Regions from separate parts of the Mus musculus genome. Here regions 1, 2 and 4 are each linked to region 3. Evidence: chromatin loops called from intact Hi-C (ENCODE). Cell type or tissue: left cerebral cortex. All regions are shown on one strand.

What was found. Peaks named below come from ENCODE experiments on the same cell type or tissue, not always from the same donor. Only the 100,000 strongest peaks of a DNase experiment are listed, where the experiment ranks them.
Region 1: it touches region 3 in a loop (2.1-fold over the local background); 3 of 42 quality-filtered maps call a loop at or near these places.
Region 2: it touches region 3 in a loop (3-fold over the local background); 8 of 42 quality-filtered maps call a loop at or near these places.
Region 4: a loop joins it to region 3, with 6 times the contacts of the local background. A loop is called at or near these places in 2 of 42 quality-filtered maps.

The regions. Positions count from the first base shown.
Region 1 is chr17:53,399,365-53,407,364 of GRCm38, reverse strand. It overlaps Efhb (EF hand domain family, member B), which reads left to right. Exons shown (of 13, transcript NM_172497.3): 11 at 5,718-5,930; 12 at 6,438-6,619. Among named protein-coding and RNA genes, the nearest start is that of Efhb, 60 kb to the left of the region's middle. In left cerebral cortex, a CTCF peak has its summit at 4,235 (motif pointing left); a DNase peak (open chromatin) is centred at 4,256.
Region 2 is chr17:53,563,192-53,571,191 of GRCm38, reverse strand. Kat2b (K(lysine) acetyltransferase 2B) reads right to left here and starts at 4,221. Exons shown (of 18, transcript NM_020005.4): 1 at 3,614-4,221. The coding sequence starts at 3,862. In left cerebral cortex, CTCF peaks have their summits at 3,227 and 4,223; DNase peaks (open chromatin) are centred at 3,227, 3,680, 4,198, 4,763 and 2 more places; H3K4me3 peaks cover 2,644 bases; H3K27ac peaks cover 2,579 bases.
Region 3 is chr17:53,476,711-53,484,710 of GRCm38, reverse strand. It overlaps Rab5a (RAB5A, member RAS oncogene family), which reads right to left and starts at 5,477. Exons shown (of 6, transcript NM_025887.4): 1 at 5,103-5,477; 2 at 636-890. The coding sequence starts at 798. In left cerebral cortex, CTCF peaks have their summits at 4,752 and 5,815; DNase peaks (open chromatin) are centred at 4,776, 5,001, 5,573 and 6,492; H3K4me3 peaks cover 2,896 bases; H3K27ac peaks cover 1,744 bases.
Region 4 is chr17:52,598,393-52,606,392 of GRCm38, reverse strand. Kcnh8 (potassium voltage-gated channel, subfamily H (eag-related), member 8) reads right to left here and starts at 3,684. Exons shown (of 16, transcript NM_001031811.2): 1 at 3,513-3,684. The coding sequence starts at 3,588. It overlaps Gm27217 (predicted gene 27217), which reads left to right and starts at 3,733. Exons shown (of 2, transcript NR_155517.1): 1 at 3,733-4,150. In left cerebral cortex, a CTCF peak has its summit at 3,729; DNase peaks (open chromatin) are centred at 3,604, 4,098 and 5,206; H3K4me3 peaks cover 2,269 bases.

The sequences.
Region 1 (8,000 bases), 77 kb after region 3:
GGCAGATGACTCTTCTGATGTGGTAATGGGAAGAAAGGGAAGTGAACCACATCCTTTGTAAGACTACAGACTCTTAACCCCTGAGACATCTCTACAATCTCTTGTGGTTTTTGTTTTAGTTGTCTTCAGACACACCAGAAAAGGGCATCAGATCACATTGCAGATGGTTGTGAGCCACCATGTGGTTGCTGGGAATTGAACTCAGGACCTTTGGAAGAACAGTCAGTGCTCTTAACAGTCAGTGCTCTTAACCACTGAGCCATCTCTCCAGTCAGCCCGTAGATTTTGTTATTTTTTAAAGGCAGAATTTCACTATATAGGGCAGTCTAGCTTTGATCTTGAACTAGCAGTAATCCTCCTGCCTTGGCCTCTCAAGTGTTGGGATTATAGTCAAACCCTACCACGCCCAGCTACTTTTTATTTCTTGCTTAAACATTCTTTTTAGATTTGTTTTATGTGTAAGTGTTTTGCCTGCCTGTGTGCATGTGCATCATGTACTTGCCTGGTGACCTTGAGGTCACCGTGGAACTGAAGTTACAGATGGTTGGTTATAAGGTTCCATGTAGGTTCCATGGTATTGAACCTGGATCCTCTGAACAATAAAAGTATTGTCAACTGCTGAACATCTCTCCAGCATCCTCTTTCTTGCTTCAATTATTTTAGCTTTGGCTACTTTTTAAATTTCTCTGAGCTGGCTTGTAGAGGTGAAGTGTGTCAGCATCTATTCAGAGATTTATCATTGGTAATCGGAACCATGTCCCTTGCTCTGATCTAAGACATGGACGGAGCTCTGCAAAGCTTCCCTGTCCCTTAGAGGTTCTGTTGTTGCTATACTGCAGTCAGTGCTCAGATCTACAGCATTTGACTGAGAGCAGGTTTGGCCTGGACAGCATTAGTGATACACAGCCTTTGTGATCAGCTGCCACAGGACCCAAGGGAGGGAGTTTCTTTTTGTTTCTTTGCTCAGGCTTTTTTTTTTTTTTTTAACAGATTTATTTATTTATTATATGTAAGTACACTGTAGCTGTCTTCAGACACTCCAGAAGAGGGAGTCAGATCTCGTTACGGATGGTTGTGAGCCACCATGTGGTTGCTGGGATTTGAACTTCGGACCTTCGGAAGAGCAGTCGGGTGCTCTTACCCACTGAGCCATCTCACCAGCCCCTTTGCTCAGGCTTTTAATATTATCACATCAGTTTATATTAACCATTTAGCTACCAGACGGGTAGAAGAGGTCCAAGGCCACATGGTTCTGCCCAACCTGTGTTCAAAATAACTATCAGTGAACCATTTTTATTGTTTAATGTAGTTTTCAGAACTAGTGTGGTGCCGTGTGCCTGTGACCTTAGCACTTGGGAGGCAGAAGTAGGAAGATAGCTGTAAGTTTGAGACCGGTCTGATAGGATGGTGATTCCTGGCCAGTCAGGGATTCGTGGGAAACCTGTCACAACAAACACAAAAGCAAATCAAAGCCTAGCCGGGTGAAATACACTTACATCCCTACTATTTGGGATGTAAGATACATAGTGAGTTTAAGGCTAGCCTGGGCTAACTGAGACCCTAGCTTCAAACAAACAAAACCAAACAAAAATTTAGCCTTCAATTTTCTCTGGAGTGAGCAGATTCTTTTGTGGTTTGTACAAGTCTATCTTCAGTTTTGCCTAATTTCTTTATGTGGTTCGGATTTCCTAAACCTCCTTCACTCTGAAATTTAGCTTCTTTCCAGGTATTTTAAAAGCAATATAGGTCATTTTCTGAATATCATTCCTCAAAAGCTTTCTGTTTCTAATGTCTCGGGAACAGGTTTGTTTTCCCTTGCTTTTCTAAATGATTGCTTTTTTTCCCCCTCCTAAATGTACAGTTTTATCATCTAAGGTTAGGAGGCCCTAGAGACTGAGTTTGGAGGTTACAGGTTGTATGGTAAATAACAATGTTGCTTTGGCTTCCATTTTTAACACCTGGTTGCTGGGATTAACTTTGAGAAAACTTACTGACATTTTAAAATTTCCCCTCTAGAATGTCTCTCCTCTAAAAGTAATGATGCTGCTATTTCTACTTTTATTCATTGGTGTCTTAGTCAGGGTCTCTATTCCTGCACAAACATCATGACCAAGAAGCAAGTTGGGGAGGAAAGGGTTTATTCGGCTTACACTTCCATACCTCTGTTCATCACCAAAGGAAGTCAGGACTGGAACTCAAGCAGGTCAGAAAGCAGGAGCTGATGCAAAAGCCATGGAGGGATGTTCATTACTGGCTTGCTCAGTCTCTTATAGAACTCAAGACAAACCAGCCCAGAGATGGCACCACCCACAAGGGACCTTTCCCCCTTGATCACTAATTGAGAAAATGCCTTACAGTTGGATCTCATGGAGGCACTTCCCCAACTGAAGCTCTTTCTCTGTGATAACTCCAGCTCGTGTCAAGTTTACACAAAACCAGCCAGTACACTTGGATTGGCCTGTCATTCTGTAAGGCTAAAACTACCCCCCCTCTCCCATTTTGCCTTTCTTGGTGAGTGGACCCTTTCTGTACGGGACACCTTCCTCTTCAGTCATGGAGAATGCTATGGATCATTTTCTCACTTGCCAATATCTCACCAAACACAGTTGTTTCCACCCTCTCAGAAATAGAGGGGCAACATTTTTTTCTTTTCTTTCCCTTTTTGATGTTTTTCATTATAATTTTGTTGTCTTTATGTGTGCGCATGTGTATATGGTTCAGTGGACAACTCTGGGTAGTTGCCTCTCATTTTCTCATGTGGGTCCTAGGGATAGAACTGTGGTCAGGCCTGGAGACAAGCACCTTTACCTGATGGCTCACACATCTCTCTGACCTTTTTATTTTTTAAATTTAAATTAATTTAATTTAAGACATATTCTCACTTTGTAGCCCAGGCTGGCCCCCAAACATGTGACAACCCTCTTGACTCTGATCCTCAAGTGCTAGGAATATAAATATGAGCCACATTTCTTGGTACAACACATGGTAATAGAAAGTAGAGGATTGTTTTCAAACCAAGCAGTTCCTTTATTTTTTATATTATCATCATCATTATTATTATTTGCATTGCAATTCCTTTTTTCATCTCCTGAGTTCATGTACTCTTACATCTGGTCTCTTGTTTTGTTTTTTGAGTCAGAGATGCATTTTGTGGTCCATGCTGGATCCTCCTGCCAGGGCTCCTCAGTATGCTCCATAAGGCCCAATTTATTCACTTATTCCTGGTATTTGATCCTTCCTTCTTTCCTCTCTTCCCTCCCTCCCTCCCTCCCTCCCTCCCTCCCTCCCTCCCTCCCTCCCTCCCTCCCTCCCTCCCTCCCTCCCTCTCTTCTTCCCTCTCTTCTCTCATCCTTCGTTCCTTCTCTCTCCCCTCCCTTTCTCCTCTCCTTTCCTTCCCCTCCCCTCTTTCCCTTCCTCCTTTCTCCCCCTTTTCTTTGAGACAAGGCCTGCCTTTGCTGTCCAGACTTAACCCTAGACTCACAGTACTCCTGCTTTAGTCTCACAGGCCTTTGCCACCTGGAACAATGCTTTCAATGGAGTTCTTTGGGGGCAGGCAGTGGGAGGGTGGTGGGAGATAGTTGAGCAGCCAAGGTTGCCACTGCACATCATGGTCCTCCTGCTTCCTCTTCCTCTGCCATCAGTAGAGTTCTTGAGGATTTTATTATCTAGATTTTAGGGCACATATTTAAGGTGGTGGCTGGTTGGTTCATAGAGGCTCTGATTTTTTGGGTGTGTGTGTGTTTCCCTCCCTCCCTCCTTCTCCCTCCTTTCTTTTTCTTGTTTTATAGTTTTGTTTTTGAGTCAAGGTTTGTTGTTATTTATTCCAGTCTGTTTTAGAATTTGCCCTCCTCTTCCCCATCCCTGTCCCCGCCCCCCCCCCCCAGCCGCCTAGTGCTGGGATTATAGGTCTGTACCACCATGCCCTCATTTTTGTATGCCACATTTTGACTCACGGCTGGATTTCACAGAGGAAAGTACAGTTAAGACCACCTTTCAGTTTTATGGCCAACGACTTTTCAAACCGTGCAGTTTTCTGCCTTTAAAGGTGTCTGTCTGTCTGCCTGTCTTCTTGTCTCTCTTTTACCGGGCTGTCTGGGTAGAGGCTCTGTACCTTTCAAGGCAAGGCAGCCCCCCATATTGTAGATCCGTGGGGTACAGTTCCTTGGAGCTCTCATTTACAACCCCTGCGTGCATTACCCAGCATTCTTCTCTGGCTGTGAAAACATCACAGCGCCCTCAAGTGGTGTCTGTGGAATAGCTAGCGCGTTGAAGGGAAGTCTGAAGTGACTGACTCACAAAGTCACTCTGCTATTTCAATTCTACCTCACATTTGTCTCACCCTTTGGCAGTGGGCTTGGTCTCAGGTGCTAACTGCACCACATGCTTCCGCTGAGCCACCCACAGCCCTGGGCTTTTCTGTGCTCACTAATTTGTAGGAAGTTACTAAGAGAAGCAGAGAGGTGGGGTGGAGGCGGGGCAGCTCACAGTATGTTCTTATCTCTTCTCTGGATGGGCCATACTCTGCCTTCCTAATCCGAGTAAATGTGGGATTATCTTTTTAACTTTTTCATACTGCAGTTGGAAAGATAGTTTGGTGGTGTTGCTCACGAAGAGGACCCAGGATTCCCAGCATCCACATGGTGGCTCACAATCATCTGGAACTTCAGTTCTGGGGGATCTGATGCCTCTTTTGTTTTCTGACAGCACCAGCCACACATCTGATGTCCAGACACATACATAGACACAAAACCAAACCAAACAAACCAACTAAACAAACAAAAACCAGTGACAACCTCCTCCGCAAAACTACAAAGCTCCCCAAACCCCAAAACCCATAAAAACAAATCTAAAAAATAGTTTCTTTTAACACTTACTCTGTGTGTGTGTGCTCACAATGTGTGTCACAGTACGTCCGTGGAGATCAGAGGACAACATACAGCAGCCAAGTCTCTCTCTCCAGCATGTCATTAGGCTTGGTGGCAAGTACCTTTACTGAGCCATCTCCCCAGCTCATGTGTGGAATTTTGATTCCAACTGTGTCTTTCATCTTCACCTAGGGCTCAGTCTTAGGGAAATCGGTGTAGTTCAAGCTAACTGGAGGTTAAGCTTGAGTTAAAGAGAGAACAGAGGAGTCAGTTGAGCGGTGGAGCACGTATCTAGCTTTCATGAGGTTCTGGGTTCTACTGTGGCATTGAAAGAAAAAAAAAGAGAGAGTTCTCTAGTTTTGGTTCTCAGACTGGAAAGATTTCTGTGGTAGAAAGTAAATGGAGCAGCAGAAAGAGATGTGAGGCCATATTGGGGTCACATCTGACATTGGCCTGAGCTTGCTGTTCCACAGTGGAGTATTGGCTCTGGGAACGTGCTTCGTGAGTGCTCATTTCCACCGATAGGAAGACGCTACAAAGGAAATCCATCCTTAAAAACCATTGCATTTATTATTACCATTATCACTATTATTGCTGTTATTAGAGTGTGTGTGCGTGTATGGGGTTGAACATGTCATGGCGTGCATGTGAAGGTCAGAGGATAATTTGAGGGAGTCAGTTTATTCTACCATGTGGCTCCCAGGGCTCTAATGTAGGTTGTCAGGCTTGGTGGCAAGTGGCCAGTGCCTTTACCTACTGAAGCAAATAATCCAGCTTGTTACAGAGCACCAGGCACCAAGAACTGACATCTTCCTGTGCTTTCTTGTCTCCTCCTTTGGGTTTTTCTTAAAGGTAAAAAACCAGACTGTGAAAACGTTACTGATACTAGCATGGGAGAAGCTGAACCAAGTCTCCTGATAAATCCTGAAGACATTGTCCCCAAAGAACCAGGAAGTTCAGAAGAGACTCTCCGGACAATCCAGAGACCAGGTGACAAAGTTTCTCACCAGTATAAGACAACGTCTTCTGAGATCAACGCTGTGGTTGGAGCTGTCCCCTCCATGTGTAAGCATGCCTCATCCCTTGTCCAGTTAATCGATTTGCACATCTGGAAGGGCAGTGTTCCTAGTGTGCTCTTGCAGCGTCCCTAGTTGCTCTCTGCATCTGACTCTAGAGTTTCTCAAGGCCTTATGTTTAACTGTGTATTGTAAGCACCCCGAGGTCTCACGGGTAAGTTTGACCGACCTCTTGACGATGGCCCAAGTTCAAAAGCAATTCTATATTAATAAAACTGAGACAGTCATGGATGAGAATGTTGAATGCTTTCCTAAGCTCAACTTGGATGTCTGTGTTCAAGTATTATTCTCTGGCCTTCAGCCCACCATTTCCTTGGAACCAAGGTGAATACTGCTGTGTTTGGCTACACTCTTCTTTTTATGCAGTGTTTGGATTTTATGCAAGCACATTGTTAGGCTAGCTACATTTCAAGGGGTCTGTGGCCAAGTGTGGCTCATGGCTGCTGTTCTACAGCTGGGTTTCAGGATGTCTTTGTCTCCCTCATTGATGACCTAGGTCACCCCATATTCGGTGTTCCAACCATTCGATCTGACATCTCTGCTCCCCGGATTCGTCGAGTCAGTGACATGAATAACTACGGTGACGAAGGCAATGCTTACTCTCTGCTGCACCCCTCCATCTTCTCCCAGAAAGGTGTATTTGAGAGAGACTTCTTCAAGACAAGGTCAAAGGAAGAGGTACAGAGATCACCTCCAACCTTGGACTTGGCAATGATCACTATTATTTTTGTGACCACGGTTGTTGCTGTTGTCTTTTAATTTTGTTTTTTCGAGATGGCATCCACTGCTTACCCCGCTCTGGCCTGGTACTCACTGTGCAGCCCAGCCCACACTGGCCTACAGGGCTTGGTGGCTTTTCTGTCTCGGCTTCCCAAAGCATTGGGATTGCAGACATGAACAGACATACTTGACTAGTGTCGTATTGACTTGTTTTATTTTGAGACTGAGCTTTGCTAGGTAGCCCGGGCTGAATTTGAAGTCACGATCCTCTTGATTCCTCCTACTGAGTTCAGAGATTACATATTGCTTCTAATCTGATGCACAACATTTATCATCATCATCATTTTTATCATCATCTTGTGTAGTCCAGGCCAGCCTCTGAATCAGCTGCATGGCTGAGGCTGGTTTTGAACTTCTGATCCTCTCACCTCCACCTCCTGAGTGTAGGTATGTGCCTGGCACTTGTGGTGCTGGAGATCAAATCCAGGGTTTGTGCATGATAGGCAAGAGCTTTTTGAGGTAAGCCCCAGCCCTAGCCCCAGCCCCAGGCCATGACTATCAGTTTTGACTTTTCAGAATATAGGATTCTTATCTTTTTAAATTTTTAGATTTATTTAATTATTTTATGTATGTGAGTACATGATAGCTGTCTTCAGACACACCAGAAGAGGGCATCAGATCCCATTACATATGGTTGTGAGCCACCATGTGGTTACTGGGAATTAAACTCAGGACCTCTGGAAGAGCAGTCAGTGCTCTTAACCACTGAGCCATCTCTCTAGCCCGAATATAGGATTCTTGATGAATGATACTTAGTTTGGTTGTAATGTGCTTCAAAGTTTTTTTTCTTTTTCTTCCCTCAGTATATTATATAATTCTTTCCCCCTTCAAACAGGGTCTCACTATGTAGGCCAAGTAGGCCTTCAACTCAAGAGCATCTTTCTGCCTCTGCCTCCCAAGTGATGACAAGCACAGATGACGATGTCCACCTGCTTTTCTTCACTTACATTTACTGAATTTTTATTTTGGGAGTTACATTTTAAAAAATATAATTTATTTATGTGTGTGTGCACATGTGCCTATGTATTTCATGTATGCCTGAGTATGTGTGGATGTCAGAGGACACCTTGAGGGAGTTGGTTCTCTCCTTCTATTATGTGGGATTAGAGAATCAAATTAAGGTCTTGGCAGCCAGCACCTTCGTACCTTTGTTTGTATTTAAAAATAAAAATAAATAAGAATGAGAAAAGGTCTCACTCTACAGTACAGGCTTATCTCAAACTCACTATGTAGCCCAGGCTGGCTTTGAACTTCAACATTCCTGCTTTAGCCTCCCAAG
Region 2 (8,000 bases), 86 kb before region 3:
AAAAAAAAAAAAAAGCAAAAAAAAAAAAAAAGATTGTGGTAGTGGTCTTAATCTCTAACCAGTAGGATTAACAATCAAATTTGATTATTGTGGTAACGATTAAATTTGCAGGAAGGAGGCACTTGGGTAATTAATTCCTAATGAAAATGTTGGGTAGGGAAATAAAGAGAAGATATCTGGGAACAAATTTTGCATCTCTTTTGGCTTTGTTTGGGTTTGGGGTGTGTGTGTGTGTGTGTGTGTGTGTGTGTGTGTGTGTATGTGTGTGTGTGTGTGTGTGTGTGTGCACGTGAGATCAATACTAAACTCTGAGAGAGCCTTGTGATAAGCTCCCTCCCCGGGGTTTGGCTTTGTTTGGGTTTGGGGTGTGTGTGTGTGTGTGTGTGTGTGTGTGCGCGCACGTGAGATCAACACTAAACTCCGAGAGAGCCTTGTGATAAGCTCCCTCCCCGGGGTAGGGAATGAGTTTTCAGGAGGGAAGACCTTTCAGATCCCAGAGAAAAACGTGTGAGACCTGAGGTGGAAAGAGAACTGTTCCACAAAGCCCTGAGACAGACGTCAGCCAGGGAAGACACATAAAATAGACTCAGGAAAGGGGAAACAAAAGGATGGGAAGTCACCAAGGTCAAGACTATGCTTCCCTTATCGCTCTGGCAGTGTCACACAAGCCAAGTGGCTCTGATGCAACCTTTACCACCAACAGTTCAAAGAGCTCTAGGCTGGATCCTGTAAGACAAGTTTGTCACACACAGAGTCTTCCCTCTTTCTTCGGTTTCATAAAGTCTAAATGTCAGATCTCTGTTTTCTTTCAGTGGTCCCCAGGAAACTAAGACTTCCCAGATCTGTCTTTTTCCATCTTCCTTGATGTCCTCCCACTGGCTCAAGAGTCATTGGCAAAGGTAGTGTCAGCTGTCTTTTGTGACTTGCTCAACTTAAGTACAAAGACAAGCTGAGAAAAAAGAAAAAAAAAAAAAAAAAGCCACAGATTATGTGAGAAACCTCATCAAATCCAATCAGCCGGGCTTAAAGAAAATAATCTGACCACTCATATGCACTCGAACACACGTGCACATAATAAAATGTCTTTTTTTTTTTAATCTAAGATAACATCCCTCCCAGGTTTGGAGTCCAGTATTCCCAAACACCCACTAGGCCACACTCACCCCTCCCCCACTCCAGCAGGCCCCAAGCAAAGGAGGGCAGGCTCTGGTTGGCCCAGCTCCAAGTTTTCAAAACTGCTTTCAGTTTCTCTTTACAGCAAGAAACCCTACCCCACCCAACTCCAACGGGCCAAAAGTTCTAAATCAGTATGACACTTCCTCCGTCTACTGGATCTACAGCTACTGAGTTCTCCAAGTCCCGTGCCCTACATCCCAAAAAGGCTCCACTGGAGTCCACTGTCACTGCGTTACTGCCTTTACCTTAGAATCTGAACACATACTCCAACAACTCCACAAAGACAGACCCCAGTGCCATAAACCTGGTACCTGGCTTAATGCCTAGCCCCAGTTAGAAATCCTCATAACATTAGCTAAATAAATCAGCAAATAAGACGGCACACTTTCAGGCTGGTGAGATGACTCAAGGAGCACACAGAAGAGATGAACACTCTCTGACACTCGCAGACAAACACCACACACACTAAACTTCATTTCAGAGTCTCTCAAAAGCAGGAAGAAAGAATAACAGGTTTTTCTTTCCTAGGAGATTGTCAGAAAATATGACCAAAAAAAAAAAAATTCTCAAGTTATACACTTGAAGTTTCAAATAATTGAATAATAATGAATAATTCAAAGTATTTGGGAAGGCCAGGGGAGGAGCATGGTGGTAGAACTGTAATCCTAGGCAGATAGGAGTTCAAGACCATCCTGGACTTCATAGGAAGACCTAGAGAAAGTTAAAAAGAATGCATGTGTACAACCACTGGAAAGTTTTCAGACAGGAGGCAGTATGGAGATGGGTATTGGTGATGGGGACTCAGGCTAATACTGAAAACTAAGTCAGGACTACATAGCTGGCTTTCTGAATGAGACTAGAGCAGCTGCAAAGGCCAAGCCTATTTATTAAGTCCTTGAACTTGCTCTGGGTTCTGTTGGCCACTCTCTCCCCGGCATGCTACACCAGAGGTCCTGTCTAAGGTGGATGGTAGGTCGGACTGGTAGGACTGTAAAACTAAGGAAGTCAATAGCTTTTGGAGTAGAGCCCCTCGCCTTTCCCATTTCTTAGAAACATACTTCCAATTTTTTTTTTTTGCACGCCTTAGTCTATACCACGTGACGTTAGTATTTCCCAGCTCCTCTGCAGAATTCAAAAGTAGTAATATACTTGCTTCGTGGAAAGTATTCTCAGTTGCCACTCACATCTCCTGGGGGGCTTTGTTGGAAATGTAACTCCTCAGACCCCACCCCAGACCTCCTGATTTTTGCTTTTAGCGATTCCAAAGCATATTTGTGTGCATAAGGCACCGCACTGGAGCCCTCTCAGGAAGGCACAGCAGGTGCTGTGACTGCATCGATAAACAGGAGGTGACCACAAGGAATGGGCAGGGCATGCTTGAGACCCCAAGGTCCTTAAAGCTCCAGAAAACACGACAACCAGAATGTCCCGGAAGGGAAGTCATCTACCAGGTTTATCCATCCTGGCTGTACAGTGGGGAGTAGGAATGAGAACCTGGATGCTGCGGATGCGACTCCTTTTACAGTAGTAAGCTGGAGCAGCAAGCAACACGGGAGGTGTGAGTGAGTGAGTGCCTGGTCCCAACCACAGGCCGCCCGGGCTGACAAGGCCAAGTCCCCGCCCACTTCTGCTGTCACCCAGTCAAAACAAAGCCGCAGTCTACAGTGCAGAGTCGCTCTCCCCTGCAGCCTGGAGATGCTGAGCCCCCTACAAGTGCTCTACAGCTGGATGCCCTGGGTGCCTAAAGTCCCCAAAGAGGGAGAATGGCAAGAAAGCTGTCTTCAAACTGAGCAGACGCGCTCGCCGCCTGGGCTGTCACCCTGCCAGACCCTGTTTACACCCTAAGCGGCCAGGATCCCGCTTTCGCTAAATAAATAATAACAATAATGACAGGGTTGTCGCCGCACGGCCGAGGCCGCCAGGCGCCAAAGGACAGGGGCTTGGGGCAGTGCCCACCTCCCACCCCGCGCTCCGCCCCTTCGCTCCCGTAGAGCGCCAGGATTCCAGGACACTTCTGGGTGCTCCACAACCCAGCTCCTCCTAGCGGGGCTCAGTGGGGAGGGCGAGCGCGGGGAGACACACGCTAAGATGCCCCCAACCCCAAAAAAGCTGCTTCCCAACCCCGACAGATCTGCCACACCAAGCACAGTTACACTCCCTGTGAAAGGACTCCCGCGAGCTCCTACAGAGCAGAAAAAGCCCCAGTGCCGAGCGCTCCGAAGCCAAGACTCATCCTTCCCAGAAGAGGGACACCGGCAGATCTAGAAGACCCCCTACCCCTGTCCCAGTGAGATGCTGTGCAAGCCGCAGCGGCAGAGCGCGCGCACAGAACGCAGCACTTCCGCGGTGCCGGCGGGAAGCTGGGAGTGGGTGGGGGAGGGGAGGGGGGGTCCGAGCCCGCCCGTGACCCCGCGATTGTGCTCATCCCAGCGGGTACCTTGCAGGCGGAGTACACGCCGAGTTTCTCCAGCTTCTTCGCCCGCGGAGCAGAGCGCAACTGCGCCTTCTTCACGGCGATCCGGGCCGAGCCGCCTCCTCCCGGTCCCTCGGCCGTGCCCGCCGCGGCCACCGCGGTCGCTGGCCCGCAGGAAGCAGAGCTCCCGGCAGCGGTGGCCAGGGTCCGGGGGGAACCGTGCGGGGGCGCGGGAGGCAGTGCTGGGGACCCGGCCCCGCCAGCCTCGGCCATGCCGCCCCGACTGTCACCCGCAGCTGCCAGGGTCCCCGCGGGCGCTGGTGGCGGAGCCGAGACCCTCCCCCCCCCCCGGCCGCCGCCCTGCGCCCTCCCCGCCCCCGCCGCACTCGGCCGCCAGCGATCGCAGGCCCCCGCGCCTCCCCAGGCGGCTAGGACGCTAGCGGGCCCGAGCGCCTTGGCCGCGCTCTGCTCCCCTGGGCCTCCGGCATGCTGCTGCGAGCGTAGCCGCCCGCCGGGAGCGCCAGGGCCCGTAGGTGACCGGCGACCCGCGAGACCGGGCCGCTGCAGCCCAGGCACCTGCCGCCCTGCGCTGCTGGCGTCCCTGGGCCTGACACCCTCCCGCGCCGAGACCCAACTTCCTCCACCCTAGCGGGAGCCAGAGGAAAAAAAAATGTTTTCCAGAAGTACCCGTCAGCGGCCAATCCTCCTCTTTGTTGCTAATTCACCAAAATCATGGCGTGAAGGGTTCCTTTTTTTTTTTTTTTTTTTTTTGACTTTGAGTTAAACTTTTTTTTTTTAAACAATTCTTCCCCATCGTCTTCTCCTGGTAGTTTCTGAACCGAATATGACCAGAGAGGGAGGGAGATGACTCAATGGTGTGTGTGTGTGGTGTGTGTGTGTGTGTGTGTGTGTGTGTGTGTGTGTGTATCACATAATACTTGTTCGTTTGAGAACATTACATGTCGGCGAAATGAAAACTAAACGCATGGAAAAAGTTTGAAATTAGTCCGCCTACGGGGTTCACTCGAGGTTGGCTACTTTCAGCTGCTAGTGTGTCTATTGTTTTCAAGTTAACCAGAAAGACAGCGTCCAGGAAAGTGATTCCGATTTTGACTTAAACTTCAAAATCAAAACTATTGTCCCTGGCTCTGATGGTAGGAAGAGATTGTTTCATTTTTTCACATGGGTCAACCTTCCTAAAGCGATTTGAATAGCCCTGCATTGCCGGTCAGCACCGTTGGCAAGTGCCCTAATTCTGCGGAGCAAGCATAGTCACAATGTGGGACAATGGTCGTAATGAATTTGTGATTGGTTGTCTAGCAAGCTTGGTAGCTCCTGCTGAACTCCAGCCATATGGGATGGGCTTTCCCTTGCAAATACTCTTACCAGTCATGCTTAAAGTTGCATTTTATGTCTCAAGATGTGTTTCGCCAGATTCTGTGTCCTTTTAACGCAGAGTAATGCAATGCCAAGAGAGAAAGAAGTCTCTTCTCAAAGGAGTGACACCTGCTGTGAAACTGCAGCCTTACTAGGCTACATCTAACTGAAGTCCTTACCTAGGCTTGACCTTAGCCTAGTGTGGAAGCTCAATAGAGTAAGACTCTTGCCTCAAAAATTAATTAAATTAATTAAAAAACAGGCCAGGAGCGGTGGTCTTCACCTTTGACCCCAGAACTGCAGAAGCAGAGACTGGCCAGGCTCTGTGAGTTTGAGGAATTCTGGTCTACTGTTAGGAGTTCCAGGTCAGCTAGGGCTACACAGTGAAACCTTGTATATAAAGAAACAAGGAAAAAAAAAAAAAAAGAACTCAGCATGTCTTTAATCCTGGCATTTGGGAGGCAGAGGCAAGTGGATTTCTGAGTTCGAGGTCAGCCTGGTCTACAAAGTGAGTTGCAGGACAGCCAGGGCTACACAGAGAAATCCTGTCTGGGGAAAAAAAAAAAAAAAAAAAAAAAAAAAAGCTCAGGGGTTTTTTGTTTTGTTTTGTTGGGGGTGGGAGGGCTCAAGACAGGGTTTCTCTGTGTAGCCCTGGCTGTCCTGCAACTCACTTTGTAGACCAGGCTGGCCTCGAACTCAGAAATCCTCCTGCCTCTGCCTCCCGAAAAAGCTCAGGTTTTACATCACTGTCCTCTGGTTGTTTGTTCTTCAAGTTTCTACAATAATGTCATTAAAACATTACTTACTGGGGAAATCCAGGTTCTCTTATATGTTCTTAGTGTCCTTTATCTAAGAATTTTTAAGTGGATTCAGAAGGAAGATTGAGGCCCATTGTATTATAGTGAACTGTAAATTCTGGCAGCTGCCCAAAGGTAAACAGAAGGAAGAGAAAAACTGGCTCATTTTTAGAGTGCAGAAAGTAAGCCTGTTCTGCACTTGGAGCCTAGGTGGGGTGTAAGTAGCTGTACAAAAGGGTGGTTTGGAGATGTATATAACCTTCAGAGAAAAGTGGAGAATGCCCCGAGGGCCAGGGGTGGTATGCTTATGCTCTTGGCCAGAAACCAAAGAAGGGATAGAACTGGTGTGAAAACAAAGATACACCTTTTGAGTTAAGAGGTCAAAAAGGCAGACAATCTCGAAAAACCAAAAAAAAAAAAAAAAAAAAAAAAAAAGAGGCAGACAAGAGTTCGAGGCCAGCCTGGTCTACAAAGTGAGTTGCAGGACAGCCAGGGGTATACAGAGAAACCCTGTCTTGGAAAAAAAAGGCAGACAAGCTTAGCAGTCCAGATCTGTAAGTGGCTGCACAGCGAGAGGGGCTTATGGGTAAATGTAAGAACATTATCTCATTTAAGAGACTGAAAAATGTTCCCATCTCCTTAATGTGTTTGTGGGCATATCAGTTTCCCTAAAAACTGGTTACCTGGCCAGATGATATTTATTGCCTTTCGAGACAGGGTTTCACTGTGTAGCCCTGGCTGTCCTGGAATTCACTCTGTAGACCAGGCTGGCCAGGAACTCACATATATCTTCCTGCTTCTGCCCTCTGAGAGCTTGGATTATTGAAAGCATGCACACCTAATGGTGATTTGTGGTGATTTGACAGGGCCAGTTGGAAGAGGACAGTAATTTGTAACCTTTTTTTTTAGTTTTTCTTTGTGTAGCCCTGGCCGTCCTGGAACTCACTCTGTAGACCAGGCTGGCCTCGAACTCAGAAGTCTGCCTGCCTCTACCCCCCAAGTGCTGGGATTAAAGGCATGTGCCACCACTGCCCGGCCAAATCTAAGTTCTTTAATTCTCTCTCTTTGTCTCAAAAACAAACAAACAAACAAAAAGTCGAATAGTACATTAAATGTAATCTTTTAAGAAAAAAAAAATCTATGGCCAGGCATGGTGTCGAAAGCCTTTAATCTCAGGACTCGGGAGGCAGAGGCAGGCAGATTTCTGAGTTTGAGGCCAGCCTGGTCTACAAAATGAGTTCCAGGACAGCCAGGGCTATACAGAGAAACCCTGTCTCGAAAAACAAAAATAAATAAATAAATAAATATAAAAATAAGCATGTAAAATACCCAGACTTGATGCTAGAGTCTGTTGTGCCAGGGAAATATTAGTGATCCCAAAAAAGACAGACAGGAGTTGATCTGATGTAACTCACAGCAGGGTCTTTATTCTATTTGAGCAAGCTCCCCTGCCCCCAACACATCACCTTCAAGCAAGACAGTTATAGTGGTGGGGAAGCCTCAACTGTCTATGTGGCAAGGCTTTACAGTAAGCAACAAGCAGGGATTCATGTGCAAGCACCTAATTAGAAAGCTGCTGTGCCCTTTAACATAATTGGCTGGTTCTGGGAGTCCTATCATAAACTTAACTTCTGCTCCCCTCTGCACTGGTGGTCGTTAGGTAAGGGGTGGGCTTGTGACCTGGGGGTGCAGGTTTGTTGGGGGAATAATCTGGAGACACTGGTCTTGTTGAGGGGTGTAACCTGGAAACTCTGGTCTTGTTGGGTATTTAGCCTAGAGACTGCAGCTAGGCTCAGGTTTTGTCGTGGGGGGCAACTGGGAAACTAATGCTAAGTACCAGCCTGTTAACTTACCCTGAGTTCAAACTTAGGTCAGGTTCCCTGAAATGGAGTCACAATTTAAAAGCTTGGGCATCTCAGTCCGCAGTTCAGAACACTCATTGCTTTTGCTGAGAACCCAGGTTCAATTCCCACCACCCACATAGCAGTTCACAACCACCCTAACTCCAGTTCCAAGGGATCCACTCCTTCTGACCTTAACGGGTACCATGTATGCATATGGCATACATTACATGCAAGTAAAACATGCACACCCATAAAATCAATAAGCCTAAAACAATTCTTATTAAATAGCCCAGCTTTAGGAAGAGGAAACCGCCCTTTCTAAAATAGGCCTCATCAAAGCCTGCGACTCCCACCCTCCACTCTTTCTTAGTTTCTCAAGTTCTAAGGAGGGGC
Region 3 (8,000 bases):
CTGTAATCTCAACATTCAGGAGGTAGAAGACCAATATTCAAGTCATCCATAACTACCTAGCTTCAGTTCCAAGCCAGCCTAGGTTGTATAAATCCTATCTTATTAATGTCCCACTCATATCTTACTCTCCCAAAAAAACCTATGAAATAAAGCTCTGCTAGGTTTGACACCCTGACTCAAAAAATAAAATAAGCCAACATGTATGGTAACTAAATCTGTAACCCCTATACTTGGTAGGCCAAGGAATGCCAAGAGTTCACAGTAAACATGGGCTATAGGGCAAGACCTTGTCTTAAAAGGAAAACTTTCCTATCTAAATAAAACAAGGTTTCAATTTTGTAGTTTGTTTTTCCTGGTATTAAATATTGTTTGAGCAAAAAAACCATGCTGGGCTGGATTACATCTGTAATTAGAATAATTAGGAGGTGGAGGCATGCCAGTGAGAAATTCACAGGAATTTCAGAATAGTTTATGGTACACTGTTTAAACAAAACACCAAAATAATGTATATTTTAAAGTTTGAGGTCTCCTAAAACTTTTTTTCTTCCCTGCATGATCAATTTAGTTATTCAAAATCACATTTAGAATATTAGTATGATTCAGTTAAATGATTAAAAAGAAAATAAGAATCTCACCCCCAATGGTACTCTCTTGAAATTCATGAAATTGGCCTTTCACAAAGCGAAGAACCAGGCTTGATTTGCCAACAGCAGACTCTCCTAGAAGGACCAGTTTGAACTGGCATATTTTATTTCCAGTATTTGGCCCGTTGGGTCTTGTTGCTCCTCGATTAGCCATGTCCAAATTTTAAAGAAGTCCCTAATTTCAGATTCCTAAATGAACTTCCAGGATGCAAGGCATTAATTTTGTTTTCTTTCTGGAGAAATTACCTGTGGAGACATAAATAATAACTAAGTAAATAAATCAAAACTAAGTAAATCAGTAGTCACTTTAGTAAGTTTACTCACTGTATTGTAATAACCAACTAACTATAGACAGCCAGTATCATTTAGTTTATTTTCAAGAGAAATAATGGCACACAATTTGAGCCTAAAATCACCTCAAGTTAAACTTCAAAAAGATTGTGAGAAATCTAAACGAAGAGAAAAAAAAATGCTTGGAAGAAGAGAAAGTAATGGAATATGTGAAAGCAGAAGGTAAGATAATCTACAGAAGAAAGGGTAAGAGAGGAAGACAAAGAACAGCAGTGGGGGCCATGCAAGGAAGAACAAAATTTAATGACACAAATGAAAATGTCACCCATTAGCCACCTCTCTCTATATAAACCAAGACAAAGGAAAAAAGGAAAGATGTAAGCTTTCAGTAGGGTGTGGTGGCAACAGCAGTGCCAAACTTGGGAAGGCTGAGGCAGGACTCAAAGCCATGGATAACAAGTTAAGACCTGATTCCAAAACTAAACAGCAACTAACCTTCAACAATTTGACTTTGGAGCTGGGGACTGAAGAGTGTTCGCCCAGCAAACAGCGAGCTCTAGGTCCAAAACGAACAAACAACTTGACGAGTTAGTATTCTACACACTTAATATAGTCAAGTCAATAGTATCAAGCGCCATTACAATTCTTATAAACAAGAAAACAGGTACTGAAAGGTTAAGTAACTTCACTGAGATCACACAGTGACAAAGCAATCTGAGATGTCAATCAAGCATTCAGATTCTAGGTACTGGAGAGATGGCACTTTAGTAGGAGTACTCCAACTCTAGGTGACTAGGACTCAATTTACAGGGTGATTCACAACCACCCATAACACCAGCTTCAGGTGATCTGACATCCTCCTCAGGACTTTTTGGGCCAAACATTCATAAGCACATACCCATAGACATATAAACTAAAACTAAAACCAAAATCTTGAAAGAAAGAACAACAGAAAGACAGACAGACAGAAAAGAAAAATTACGTTCTAATGTCATAATACTTAAAAGTTATTTTGAAGGAAATTATGCTAGTGAATGGAAAGATTGTAGAACAAGTCTAGGGTTTACTATCTGAAGACTTCCATTAAGTGATACATTTTTCATTTAATAGTAATTCCCAAGCACCAAATAATTTTTAACTCCCATGACCGTGTGCCTAGCTGATAATAATTTCTCTATTTGGTATAATTAGGAGTGACTTATTTACTTACAGTAATTTGGGGACAGTTTTGAGGCTAAGAATATATATATTATTTTCTGTTTTGCAATGTATTTGGAAAAAGCTGGTCTGAGTGACAGTCCTCTTCCCTCCTGTTTAGACAGGGTGTCACAAAGTAACATTGAATGGCTTCTTCAGTCCTGGTCTGCAAAGCATGTTTCAAGTCACCCAGAACTATATTGTGAGAGCCTGTCAAAAGTAATTAAGCAAAATTCCCAGACATCTAGTTTTGGTAGAACTGGGAACTATTTGAAACACCCTTTCAGCTTATTCACAAGTCAACCTTAATATTTTACTCCAACCTCTTATTAATGTATGGAGCCTAGATTGGGGGGGGGGGGGAGCCTGTAATCCCAGCACTCAGAGAACTGGAGGAAGGAGGGCTGTGAAGTCCTTCTAAGGCTAGCCCAGGCTACCAAAAAACTTTGTTTAAAAAAGGAGGAAGAGAAAGACCACTGGGTAAAGCACTTGAAATATAAGCTTAGATTTGGATTCTGGGAAGCACATATGGTGAAAAGGTGAGGACCAAGGTTGTCCCTTTGATCTCCATGAAAATGCTGTGAAATGCACATTCCTTCACACAGGAATACATACACATGCAAACATCACACGCATATACTAAATGTGGGTTATAAGCTTATCAAAAACAAAATATACTAAGGATTTTCTTCCTAAAAAAATCTTTGACCAAAAGCTACACTTAATTTATACTTAATTATAGAAATTTATATTTCCTATAAAATTTGAATTAATACATGGAACACTTGATAATGACAAATTCATTAACGAATATATCCATAAGATCTCCGTGCTATCTGTTTGTTGTTTTAAGACAACGGCTCTCTGTTTAGCCATGGCTGTCCCTGAACTCAGAGATCAATCAGTACATCTGCCTTTGCCTCCTGAGTTCTCTAATTAAAGGTATGCCACACCAAGCCCAGCTCCGTTTTTAAGATACCATCTTCTAGCCTAATCTAGTTACTAGCTTTGAAGAGTTCCTATCTTTACCAATAAATACCAACACATTTACAGATGAAATGTTTGAGCTGCTTCTAACCAACAGCACATAAATAAAACTACCATTTCATCCTGGCATGATGGAGCTTGTCTGTGGTCCTAGAACTTGAGAAGCTGAGACAGAAGCATGCCAGTCAGAAATATTTAGCAAGGCTTGTCTCAAAACAACAGACACAGTGGGCCAAGATTTTAATTCTAGCACTCCAGGGCCAGAAAAAGGTGGATGAATGGCTGTGTGTTCCAAGTTAGCCTGGCCTGCAAAGCATGTTTCAAGTCACCCAGAACTATACTGTGAGAGCTTGTCAAAAGTAATTAAGCAAAATTCCCATTTCTCCCCAATCCATAAAACAAACCAGATTCTGAAGTCTAGTCTCAGCTATGTCAATCTAAGTTTTAATTTTCAAATTTTCTATATTCATTATACCCTAACATTGCACAGCAACTGTTAAGAATTAAATAAGACAACATATCTAGTCTCTGATACAGTGCTTACTAAGTACACAGTGTTTGAAACTGGCAATTAAAATGGCCTCTTGGTGAATTAGTTAATTAATTAATGCTTGTAGATCAATAGACTTCATACAGACTGAAAAAGGCACCAACATACCTTCAGCTTAAATGTTTCTCAATTGTTCCTTACCTATAAAACAGTAAATGACTTATCCAGGACAAAACTTGTTCTGTATTCCTATGGTACTTCCAAAATCTCAGGGAAAACATCGATTCTCACAGAAAATACAAACAAAATTTTGTACTTAGTTTTTAAAAACTGTTTCCTGCCCCACATCCCGATCACATTTTTGAGGGACAGGGACTTGTCGCCTAGGCAAGCACAGGATAGGTTACGGATGGCCTGGACTCCTGATCCTACCTACCTCAGCTTCCAGAGTGCTGGGATGACAGGCGGGGTGCCTTCACAGTCAGTGTCTTTTAAAGTGCAAAGCTACTAAATCTTTTACTTCCAAAGACCTCAAACGGAAATAAGCCCAAGTATAAACCTACACAGGTTGAACATGGTATTAATGTTAAGTGCGAGGGCTGGGGGTGTTCAGTGAAGCTACTGCTCAGTGCACAGAGGTTCTGCACTTATAACTTGTACTTTTATTCCGTCAAAGAAAACTTTTGCATAATATGCATCTCCAATCTTTAAAATAGTTTTTTTATACAGTTAGGAAGTCTTTGATTAAAAAAATTGCACTGAGCCCTTAAATTGTGCCAGGCACTGTTGTGCTGCCTACTTTGTTCACAACCCCACGGGTTCAAATTTTACATTAAGAACGATTCTGGGCAGACCTCAATATTCTGGAAGATGTAACAGTTTTTTTTTTTTTAATTAGTTACGTGCAAGGCAACTGATTCAGAACTTTAAATCCATTTCGGCGAGGCAAAAACTAATATGCCAAGAGTGACAGTCAAAGCTTTAAACTTCTGGAGGCGTTAGGATGTTAACCTGCTCGCACCTTGGCCCGGGCTTCCCACCTCCCACGGAAGGGACCAGAGGATCCCACTACTCGCACAGCCCGGCCAAGCCGGTCAGAGGTAGGCGGAGCTCCCCAATCCCCACCTGCTGGAGGCCTGGGTTCCTGTCTGGAAGAAGCCGAGAAATCAAACCGGGGTGCCGGGGCCAGGAGCTCCGCTGGGCCTGGTGGGCGCGCTCCTGAGCCACCCCCGTCACCCCGGATGCGATCCGGCTCAGTAGCCGGGACAGAGCCCCAAAGACCGGGCTGGAGACCGCCAGGGCCCCAGGCTCTTCCCACGGCGCCATCTTGTGAAGGGAAGAGGGTGCCACCCGCCGCTCCCTCAGAGGATTCCCCACGTCCCAGGCCCCGAAGCTGCTAGAAGAATGAGTCACTAAGCGCTGAGGGCCCGCGGCGGCTTGGAGGCCCCAAGCCCGGCCCGGGACCACAGGGACCCGCCCCGACGGCGGCTTACCTGGGCCGCGTCTCCCGGCAGCGAGGCCACGCACGGCCCGGCCCGGCCCGGAGATCGGATGCGCCGCGGCTGCAGCGGCGGCGTCGCCTGCTCGCTCCTTCTTCTCACCCTGGCCGGCGCGGGACTCTGAGCGCCGCCCGCCGTGCCGCCGCCCCTGCCGGGCTGCGTCTCCGCCTCTCCGTTCCGCCTTCCTTTCTCCTCCTCCTCCAGAGTCGCCGCGCTCGAGTTCCGAGGACTTCTTCCTCGTCGTCGTCGTTCTCCTCCTCCTCCTCCCTCGGTCTCCTCCCCTCAGACCGCCCCGGCTCCTCACGAACCAAAACACAAACACTCGGGCTCCAGCGCAGGAACTGCTTCCGCCGGCTCCGCCACGTAGCCGCACGCAGCGAAGAACGCCGTGACGTCATTTCCGCCGCTGCCCCTCCCAGGAGGCCGGCAGCGGCTTCCTAAGGGGGCGGGGCCGAAGTCACGTGACATCCCCGGGTGCGCTAAGGGAGAATAGTTCGGCCCTCTCTAACGCCTCCTTGATCTGAACCGACATCTTTGGGCTCCGGCTGCAAGGCGAGGCAGGAGCGTCAGGAATGAAGAGGGGGGCGTGGGGTTGCGTCACGTGTCTTCTCCAATTCCCTGGGGCCAGACCTACTCACTTCCTTGCTCTGCCTTCCTCCTCCCCGGGGCTCCACCCTCAGTACCACCATTGTTATCTGGGTGGCGGCGCTCTAAGCCGGCGGGTTGGGAACCCGAGAGGCGTGGGCCAGACCTGCGTTTTATGGGTCTCATCGGAGCTGACAGGGTCCCCACTGCCATTGTCAGCCTGGGTTGTCTTCCCATTGCGGCGATTTTCGGTCTGATGGTTCACTCACAGGCCTCTCACACCACTTCAGCAGCTCAGTAAAGGGGTTTAGGCGAGCGAGGGCTCCTGTGGCTCTGGAAATGCCCTGCTTTTCCGAGAATGGGCGTGTCTGTGATCTCGGAGAGAATTAAGACCCTTAAATTCAAAAGCTGCCTTTAGACAGCAAACCTCAAAAGAATAACTTGCTTTTATTGAGAGTTTACCTGTGTGTGTGGTTTTTTGTTTTGTTTTGTTTGTTTTTTGAGTGAAAAGGAGGAAATCCTAATAATTAGCGTTTATTTGGAATTCCCCATTGAACTAAGTAGTAAACATTTTGGAGTGATCTCTCTCTCTCTCTCTCTCTCTCTCTCTCTCTCTCTCACACACACACACACACCCATTGATAAGCACAGTTGATAAGCACACAGAGTCCTGGCATGTTTGTGGAATGAATGAGGGAGGCAAATAATTTGGCCACGATCACAGGTTAGATATAGTCTAGCCTGCAGCCGGCTCCATAACACTAGTTCTTAAGATTCCAATGAACAGCAGCCCAAGATGTTTATGGCTGCCCACAGCACACCTATTTAAGACGTTCCCTTGATCCGCATAGGTCCAAATACTCCACTCCCCTAAATTCTGGCACTGGTTTCTATCAAAAGAGTCATTCCTTGTCTCTGTCAGAAAGGTTCTGTGGTGCCTATTAGCATACCAAAACACAAGGCTAGCCTTCTGATTTACTCAGTACCTGTGGCTCTTCTCACCCCACTTCCTACCCTAAACTTCTCCAAGTCATGAGCTTCCCTCTTCTAGTTTCTCATTCCCATGTAACCCTACTATTTGACTCTCTCTCTCTCTCTCTCTCTCTCTCTCTCTCTCTCTCTCTCTCTCCCTCCCTCTCCCTCTCCCTCTCTCCTTCCCGCTCCCCTCTCCTGTGGCCTCCTTTGCTCCTTTGTCTTCCTGTCTCACTACCCCATCCCACCCCATGGCCATGTCCAGTCTACACTTTTCTCTCCCAGCTCTGGATTTTTCCAGATGCCTCTGGCTGTACTTTCCCTCATACCTACAACAAAACCCTTCCTTCCCTTCAAACAAGCATGCCTTTGAGTAGTCGTGGCCTCAGTTTATACATCTGGCACTACAAACTTCCTTTATACACAAACCACACGGACATGAATGCTTTGATCAAATCCACCCTTCCAATTTCCTTTCCCCCAAATACTCTCATATTCCACCATGACTTTTCCTCCTTAACTTCAAGTACTCTTTCTTTAAAATCATTTTTAAATTTGATTTTATGTTTATGAATGTTTTCTTGAATATATGTCTCTATACCATATGGCTCTCAGAAGAGGATGTCCTGCCCTCTTAGGTAGTAGTATCCTTTATTTACCTGAAGTAATTGCTGTCTCTGCATACTGCCACAGTCGGCTAATCTAGGACTGGTCCTGGAAGTTTCTAGCCTCTGTACAATCTAATCTAGGCCTAGAATGCCTTCAAGCTCCGAGGTTCCAGCTCAAACTCCTCTTCAAGCTAATTCAACCTGGCTTCTCACTCGGCCTTTGACTTTTTGCTCTGCTTGGCCTCAAACTAATTCAGGCGGTATGTTCTAATCTTCTGGCTCCTCATTTTCTGGTGGGTTCTGTCTTACCTGTGTCTAGCTTGCTCTCTCTTCAGTCTTTCTCTCTAAAGCTTTCCCAGTACAACTGCCTCCTTTCTCTCCGCACTGCCCATCCCAAGTAGCTTCTCTTTCTTTTCATGAGAGTTGAGCATATCCTGTTCTGTCATATCTTTCTCTGATTTGTCACTTTGTCTGCCATTCAATTAGACATCGCTTTCAAACATGTGCGCTTCCTTCTACAAACTAATTTTATTCTCATTGTTTGGGATTAAAGGTATATACTAAGGGCATGTCTGTATTCTAGCCAGAGGGATTAAAGTAGTATATGCTAAGGGTGAACCGTACCACAACTAGAGACAGGTTTATCCAGTAAACAACAGAATCTCAGGGTTCACAGTATAATCAAATATTCTGCAACATGAGTAGAATACTGAGAACTGGAGTTAAC
Region 4 (8,000 bases), 880 kb after region 3:
TTTATGACAATATTAATATAGTTAAAGCCAGTATTTATTCAGACAGGTTAACAACACACTAAACACAGTCAGTGAAAATAGCTATGTTAATATGAGCTATATGTTGGGTATGATGATAGTCATATATGCCTGTGTGTTTTAAATGAGAAGCATTTATCCACGAAATGAATCTAATAAATTATTGTAATTAATTTTTTCTCCATAAATGGGATATATGTATTCAACAGCTGAAGGGTTTTTGGTCTCCGTCTCATTATATTTCATTTAAATAATCTAGAAGATGTTTCAATAAGTATACTTTAGTTATAATTTTGTCTAAGCAGTATTTGCTTCCAAACAGGTTTATAAATTACATATATGAAAATGAGGGGGAAGAAGAAAAAGTGCAGTGCAGATAAGTAGAGCAGCAATGGGTGATATCTATCTTCTTTTCTGTTGTTCTGGCATACTATACATTTATAGGATTATGCTGTAGATGTCTAGATGGTAGCACATTTATTTTTTCACTGGGGAGACCTTTAGCTGATACCCTGAGTTTTTCTAATTGTTTTAATTTTGGTAGTAAATCAGTAGGGGTAACAATAATAAAAATATCTGTGTATTGTTTAGGTTAGAAAGGGAAAGTTTGTCAGGACATTTTTCTCTCCTTTATTTTTATTAGAATTGTTCAAAATAAGAATAACCTCTGCCTACCCCCTCATCCTCCAGAGTTCCCAGGGACAAAACCATCGACCAAAGAGTACACCTGACAGGACCCATGGCTCCAGCTGCATATGTAACAGAGTATGGCCTTATCTGGCATCAATGGGAGGAAAGGTCCTTGGTACTCTGAAGGCTCTATGTCCCAGTGTAGGGGAATGCTAGGGCTGTGAGGTGGGAGTGGGTGGGTGGATGGAGGAGCACCCTCATAGAAGCAGGGGAAGAGGTGAGGGAATAGGAGGGTTGTGGAGGGGAAACCTGGGAAGGGAATAATATTTGAAATGTAAATAAATAAAATATCCAATAAAAATAATTAAACCTACACGAGAATCCCCAAAACATGTCCCAGAAATGAGGTAGAAATGAAGAGTTAACTCAGTGTACACAGAATAAAACAGCAATATAAAATTTCAGTACATTTTTTATTGCAGAGGTGGCAATTAAAATATTGATACTTTAAAACTTGCATATATCCTTGTCTTTTGAAAGAAAATAAATTATTTTTATGAATGTATCAAGAGAAAGTAGAATGCTCGTTGTAAAAAGTTTCAAGGTTAGAACTACTTGAAAAAAAATTGTATCAAGAAGACAACGTCATAATAAGATCAACTAAACCAGAGTGATATTTTCACAATTCTACATTTAGCAAATTCTATGACTGAGAATTTACTTAAATTTCATATTATTTAAGTTATTCTGCAACTAAATTAAAAATTAAATGAGAGACTAGCAATCTTTTTGTAACAGAGTTTCTTGGGAAAAGAAATAGTCATTAAATGTTGTAAACAAAATCTTGCCACTGTCAATGTTTATGTCACTCACTACTTGGGATACTGTGGTTTCGTGCACTCTCCATCTCTCCAGAATTCCTCAAGACCATGGGAGCACAGATCAGGTATGGTCACCAAATAGATAGATGGATAGATAGATAGATAGATATAGATAGATAGATAGATAGATAGATAGATAATATTGGTATATGATGAGCTTCTAAAGTAAGGATTGAAAATTTTCTAAGCTTATGTTCTTTAACAAGAATGTGTAGACTAGTGTGATTCACACACACACACACACACACACACACACACACACACACACCTCCATTTCTCTACATGTACACTTCTGTTTATCATGACAGTCAGAAAAAGTCCAAATTCTCATACTACAGTCTATTTGATTAGCAACTGAAATCCACATGTCATTCTGAGGTAGTTCCCAGGGTTCTGTTTGCATGATTCAGTATACACAATCCTCCATTCAACTTTAAATGACAATGACATAAGCCAATCAGTATTTTCTATTCCCTCACCTTCAAGACATACACTCAGGACCAATGCTTAGATCACCTTGGTTTGGAATATTCAACTTTAAGAACCATCAACTGCACAGAACCCCTCTTCAGAGATTCCAGTTATAGCAGCTAGAGACAGTGATGCGGATGTTGGCAGTATATCACCACCTTTAGAGCAGTTAGAATCAGTAGTGTTGATTATGAAGGTGGTGTCAGTGGACGGGATTTGAACCAGTGCCAGAATAATTTTCTTATTGTCATCTAATAAAACACAATACGAAAAGGTAAAGACTGGATACCTCTAAGGAGTATTTAAAAAAAAACACACACACACAGCTACAAAAAAGGAAAAAAAAGTGAGCAAGCCTTGATGAGGCTAAATTTTAAAAACAAAATCCAAACAAAATCAAAGAGTACTTCACCTTTCTAGCATGTAAAACTTGCCCAACTCTTCCAAAAGATTAAAATCTTGTATCCCACCCTTTCAGAAGGGTCTGCGCGTCCAGACAGTCTGTGTGGAAGTGGAAGGAGATGTTAAATCTCCCACGGGCTCCAAGAGATGCACGGCCACAATATAAAATAGAAACACCCTGAACTGCTGAGAAAGCTTTTAGAATGAATGAGTCTATATGAGTCTTATGAAACAGACAGGAAAGGGGCCACGAGCACACAGAAACTTCCTATAATGAAGATGTAGGTATCCTGGTGGGACCTACTGCCAGCATTTCTTAAGGACAGGGCTATAACCAATTACAAGATTCCCAGGCTCCAGCACAAGAAGCCTGGAGGAGAGGACCTGACCGTGGTCCTGAAAGATCCCGGGCTTTTTCCAGAAGGACAAAAAACACCTTATCTGCACTCAGAATTTTTTTTTCCCAGTCCAACACAAGAAGTCGGATATTCAATACTATTTCACTTCAAAAGACTCTGAAACTTTCCCTGTGGTCGAATTAGTCTTCACAATGTTCAACTCCTCCTTCTTCAATAGTCTTTCCTCAAGTGTTGCGGTAATTTCAGAGTTAAGAGGGGAGATTCTGAGAGACTTCCAGCACTCAGAAAAGTCTATGGACAGCTCACACCTGGCCTCCATGAATCTACGCAGGATTTCTTAAATTCGAATGAAAAGTCATAGGAGTCTGGAAAACCTCCAAACTCTAACCCGGGCAGCGTCAGAACTCTAGAAAAATAAAGTGCACAGCATCTCACCCTGCACCAAGCTACTCAAGGTACAGCACAGCACAGGTCCCACCGCGAGTTGTTGATCATTTTCAGACCTGTGTTTCTGTGTTCCAGACCTAGGCAATCAAGTGATCCACCTAAACCAATACCAAGTGCTTTTATGATTTGTGTGTGTGTGTTGGGGGAATCTTGTTTTATTTTGTTTCCTTTCTCCACTAAAAGATACCCTGGCTACCCTGACATGAAGGCAAATTATTGCGCGGATGGAAACAGAGGAGAGGGAGCAAAAGTCGAAGAGAAACCCATCCTAGGGAAACGGGCAACTCCGGCAAGCCCTACTTACGTGTTCCGTCGAAACGGGTGGCAATAGTGTCCAGGAAGGTGTTCTGTGGCGCCAGTAATCCTTTCATAACCGGCATTTTTCCAGCGCTGTGTGAAATTCCCCATCAAAGTTTGTCCACAAGGATGGCTCTGTAGGAAAGTGCCAAGCTGGAAGAAGCCACCAGGAGCGTGATGACGGCAGGGGCGGGGGGCCAGGCGTGCAGAGGATGGGGCCGGGCAAAAAAAGGGGGTGGCAGCAGAAGGAGCTACTCCCTGGCCGCTGCACTGTGACCAGAGCAGCCCGTGATCATAGCTCTGAACCCGCCTCGTTCCAGGCGTCCTCCGCCGTTCCCTCCTCCTTCTGCACAGACACCCCTAGGGTCTCTCCGTAGAGCCTTCGAGAGCTCACGGTGGCCCGGGGCGCCGCGCCCTGACCCGCGCTCTAGGGTCGTGGAGGACGGCGCCCCATCTGGGGAGACTGCGGCGCTAAGCCTCGAGTACCCCCAGGGACGCTGAGGAACAGAGAAACGCGAGCCAGAGCAACACCCGCCCCCCAGGAACCGGGAACAAAGACCCCTTTGTTCCAGCTCTGTCCCTCTCCCGGGAGACCAGAGTCCCGTGGGTGTGGTGTCGTGGAGAGGAGGAGACAGGTCACTGCAGGTAACCCGCCTCCGCCTAGAACTTGGGAGGGGGAGGCACCCCAGCGTGGTGTCCTAGGTAGCAAAGGCAGCCTGGGGCTCCGGAGGGAGGTGCCCCCCTTCCGGTGCACCTGCCATTCCCAGCTCCAAGTCAGCTGAATGCCTGCCACTCTGATTACCAGGGTCTCTCCAGGTGTGAGGTTTTGTAAACTCTCCTTCCTCAGCTCTGAAAGGAAATTCAGGTACACTCCCTCGCCAAATTCACTTTGCTGTCCCCCCAACCACCAAAACTAAAAGGGAAAAACCCCTCTTAAATGGGTAATGCTTTCCCACTCTCCCATGAAGTGTGCATAGAGTGTTTCTAGAAAGTTTGCTTATTTTTATTGATTTATAAAATACGTGGAACTAACAGAGGGGAGTTAGGTTTTTTTTTTTTTTTGGTTTTGCTTTTTCGTGTAAAAACAGTTTCAAAGTGATCCCCTCTCCACCGCGGCAAGGGTCCCCCCAACCCCACCCTCAGCCCCTCGACTGGTTGGGTGCTAGGAACTGCCGGTTTTTCAGAAAAACTAAAAGCGGTCTCCCTGCCCCTTTCCCTAGGGCTCAGGAGGGGACTCCCTCTCCACCTACATTCTCCGAAAGAAATCCACCCAAACCTAGGGTGCATCCCTGCGGGAGGGCAAAGGGACCTGCGGAGCCCTGGTTCCACTGAAGCCCTAGCAAGGAAGAAAGGGAAAGTTAAGAGACCAGGAGAGAACAAACAGAAGCCCAGGTGCTGCTGCACCCGGAAAAGAAGGAGGGAAACGCGAACAGGTGTCTGCGGTGCTGCAGCAACCGCTGGGATCCCTCCTCCAGGATCCGGGCGTGGCAGCAGGTGCAAGCAGCCCCAAAACATCTGGCGGAGGCTCTTTGCTCCAATCCCTGGGGATCCTGGAGTGATGAGGGACTCTAGGGGTTTCCTCGCTGCGGCTCTGGGTTCCGCGAGGGCGGGGTGGAAAGGGAAAGGAGGAGGCTCATTGTCCCCGCCCCGGTCCCCTTTATTCGTGATGCACTTCCTGCTGCCGAGGATTCCCTTTGTGTTGAGATTCCAGATCCGCCCACACACGCAGGAGCGGGAGGGCCGGGGATTCCGGGTGGGTGGCCACCCTCCAAGGCTCAGGCTGTGTATCTCTTTTCCTTCCGGTTACAGTTGCTGATTAGCGGTGCCCCTCTCCGTCACCACCTCTGCATGGAGCTAGTTTTTCCTTGCAGGGAAACCTAGCTGCTTGGTTGCCCTCCCACCCCCTCCCCATACAGCTGAGCTCCGCTGGCTCCCTCTTGGGCGGAGCCAGGAGAGAGAAATGGGGGAGTCCCTGCTCTGCTTCTGTTTGGGCGGTTCCTGGCGCCCAAGAAAACCCAGACCGCTTCTGCCAATGGAAGAGTGAGAAGTGGCTTGAAGCTAAGCATGAAATTTATGTGTAAGCCACTATAAGTGTGCCTGAGCGTAAAAACATCAACTACTTTTTCCTCTTTAGTCTGGCCTGGCTTGCTAGAAAGAAACTATACGAGGCTTAGTAATGGAAACCCAAAAGCCAATTTGGGTTCAGTGGCAAAAGAAGTCAGTCAAGTACCATCCCATAATGTAGTCTTTCCTCCAGTATCCAAAACAAGTCAAGGCTAGAACTAGGCACAACATCCCTGCCCTTAACTCACCTTCGATCCCAGCCTCCCACCAAACTGAACTTGGTAAGTGGACCACAGTGCCTCTTGTTTCCTTTTTCTGCCCGGATGTCTTTCTCAGGAATGCATCTTTCATCTTGGGTCTTGAGTTCTAGGATCTCTAATCTCAGCTCAAACACTCACTGATATTCCTGTTAAGTGTTTGTAGCACTAGAGGCCAAACTACCCTATCAAGACTTAATCACCACAGGAGTCTAAGCACGCTGAATCCTCTTGTATTTTGTCACCTTCGAATCAAAGGCAGAAATGTGTCCTGATAGGCAATGGTTCTAAACTTTATCTTTTCCTTAAAGGAAAATTCTTTGCTGGTGGACCAAAAGAACACCAATTCACGTTATTGCACATCCTTCTCCACTGCAGGAATTCAGCTTTCTCTGTGACCTAGACAATACTACAGCACAGCCCCACAACACACACAACCTCAAGCTCTTATGGAAAGATCATAGTTCCCTACACCAAATTCCCTGAATTCAAACACAAAGAATATCTTGCAATATCTTGCAAGCTGCGTTTGTCTGCAGGGATACAGCTTTCCTTAGTCATTGTCAAGGCTAACTAAACTTCTTGGAGATATAGCTGCCATAGTTCTCCCACCCATTCAGTTCACCTAGATAGATGAGGGTAAAATGGTCTGGTCTGTTGTAGGTTACATGTCTCCCAAAGAGAAGTCACACATTGTTCCTTTTCTTGTTATATTTTGGTTGGGTCCCGAGCCCATGTGGTGATGCCCTCACATTAAAAGTAGATCCTCCCTCTCTTCTCAGTTAATGGTCTGGAAATACCCTCAGAGGCAAGCCAAATCCAGTCAAGTTGAAAATAAAGACTAACTACTGCATACTCCTAATTCAAAGTTGCATTGGGAAATTCAATAAATATTACTGACTCTTGCATCAAATGGCTCTTCACACACTTATAAAAGAGTGAGTTTGGAGCCAATCCTCTTACAATTTCCTATCTCTCATTTCAAGCAGCTATAAACAATGATTGACTTGCACAAAGATTTATAGCATGAACAGTGAATAGCCCTCATACCCCATTCGAATCCTGGAAAACAAACCGTGTATAGTAACTATGTGGCATTTTATATTGAAAATACATTTTAGGTCACTCAGGCTCAAGAAAAAAGAGAGAGTTAAAGATCAGCTAGAGATTTCTAACATGGCCATGGAAAATTCTCGGTTTTAGATCACAGGAGGAAACTGGACTTTGATCACTGGGCAGCCAGTTTTTAAAAGGCACATTTGTATTCAACTGAGTGTTTCAAAGGAAAACTAGGAGACACTTACAGCCCTGTGATCCACTGTCATGAACTTCCTCAATAGCCAGGGTGGTAAAATTATGTTGTGGTAGCAAATAAAGACCCACTCAAGCTTAGTCAACTAACTAATACAATTATTCAACAACCCAGGGTAAGGGAAAGTCACCACCTTCTAGTTGCATATCCTTAAACAAAGGCTTCCATTGCCATCCTCAAACAAAAAAACAATCTGGAAGATAACACACCTGCTTTCTGTTTCTATCACACAGTTACATGTGTGACTTGTTTGAAGAGCTCATTGATCATAAATCTCTGAGGGAGAGGGAAAGAGAGAAATTTGGTTGTCCCCTTGGTTAGCTTAAGAAATGCCACTAGCGAGTCGTGTGTGTTTGTGTGTGTGTGTGTGTGTGTGTGTGTGTGTGTGTGTGTGTGTGTGTGTGTGTGTTAGGGCAGTTCTAGATTAACCAATATGGGGTGAGTCATCCTGAATGTGAATGTCACTGTCCTAATGTGCTGGCATCCAAGACTGAACAAAACTGGAAAAAGGAGCAAGCCTCCAGAATCATCAGCTTTGGGCTAGATGTGAATCTGCTGATGAAACAACTACCTACTTATAATTTTGCAATAAGTCAGTGAGTTAATTGTGAAAAGCAAACATAGTACTCAGTGAAGTACTATAATTACTCAATAAATGTTGAAGAGTATGACTTGGACCTATTTGTAAATACCTTCATTTTTAAAAGTTAGCTAATGAACCTGAGGCACTTGTTGGGTAGTGAGTTCTTGGATGTACAAGAATATCTAATAGCATTCTCAATTCTTGAACAATTCCCATAGGAGTTCAGTCACAGAACCAAGTCACCTTCCAAGCCACAATGCTGAGCCTACTTAAAGAATG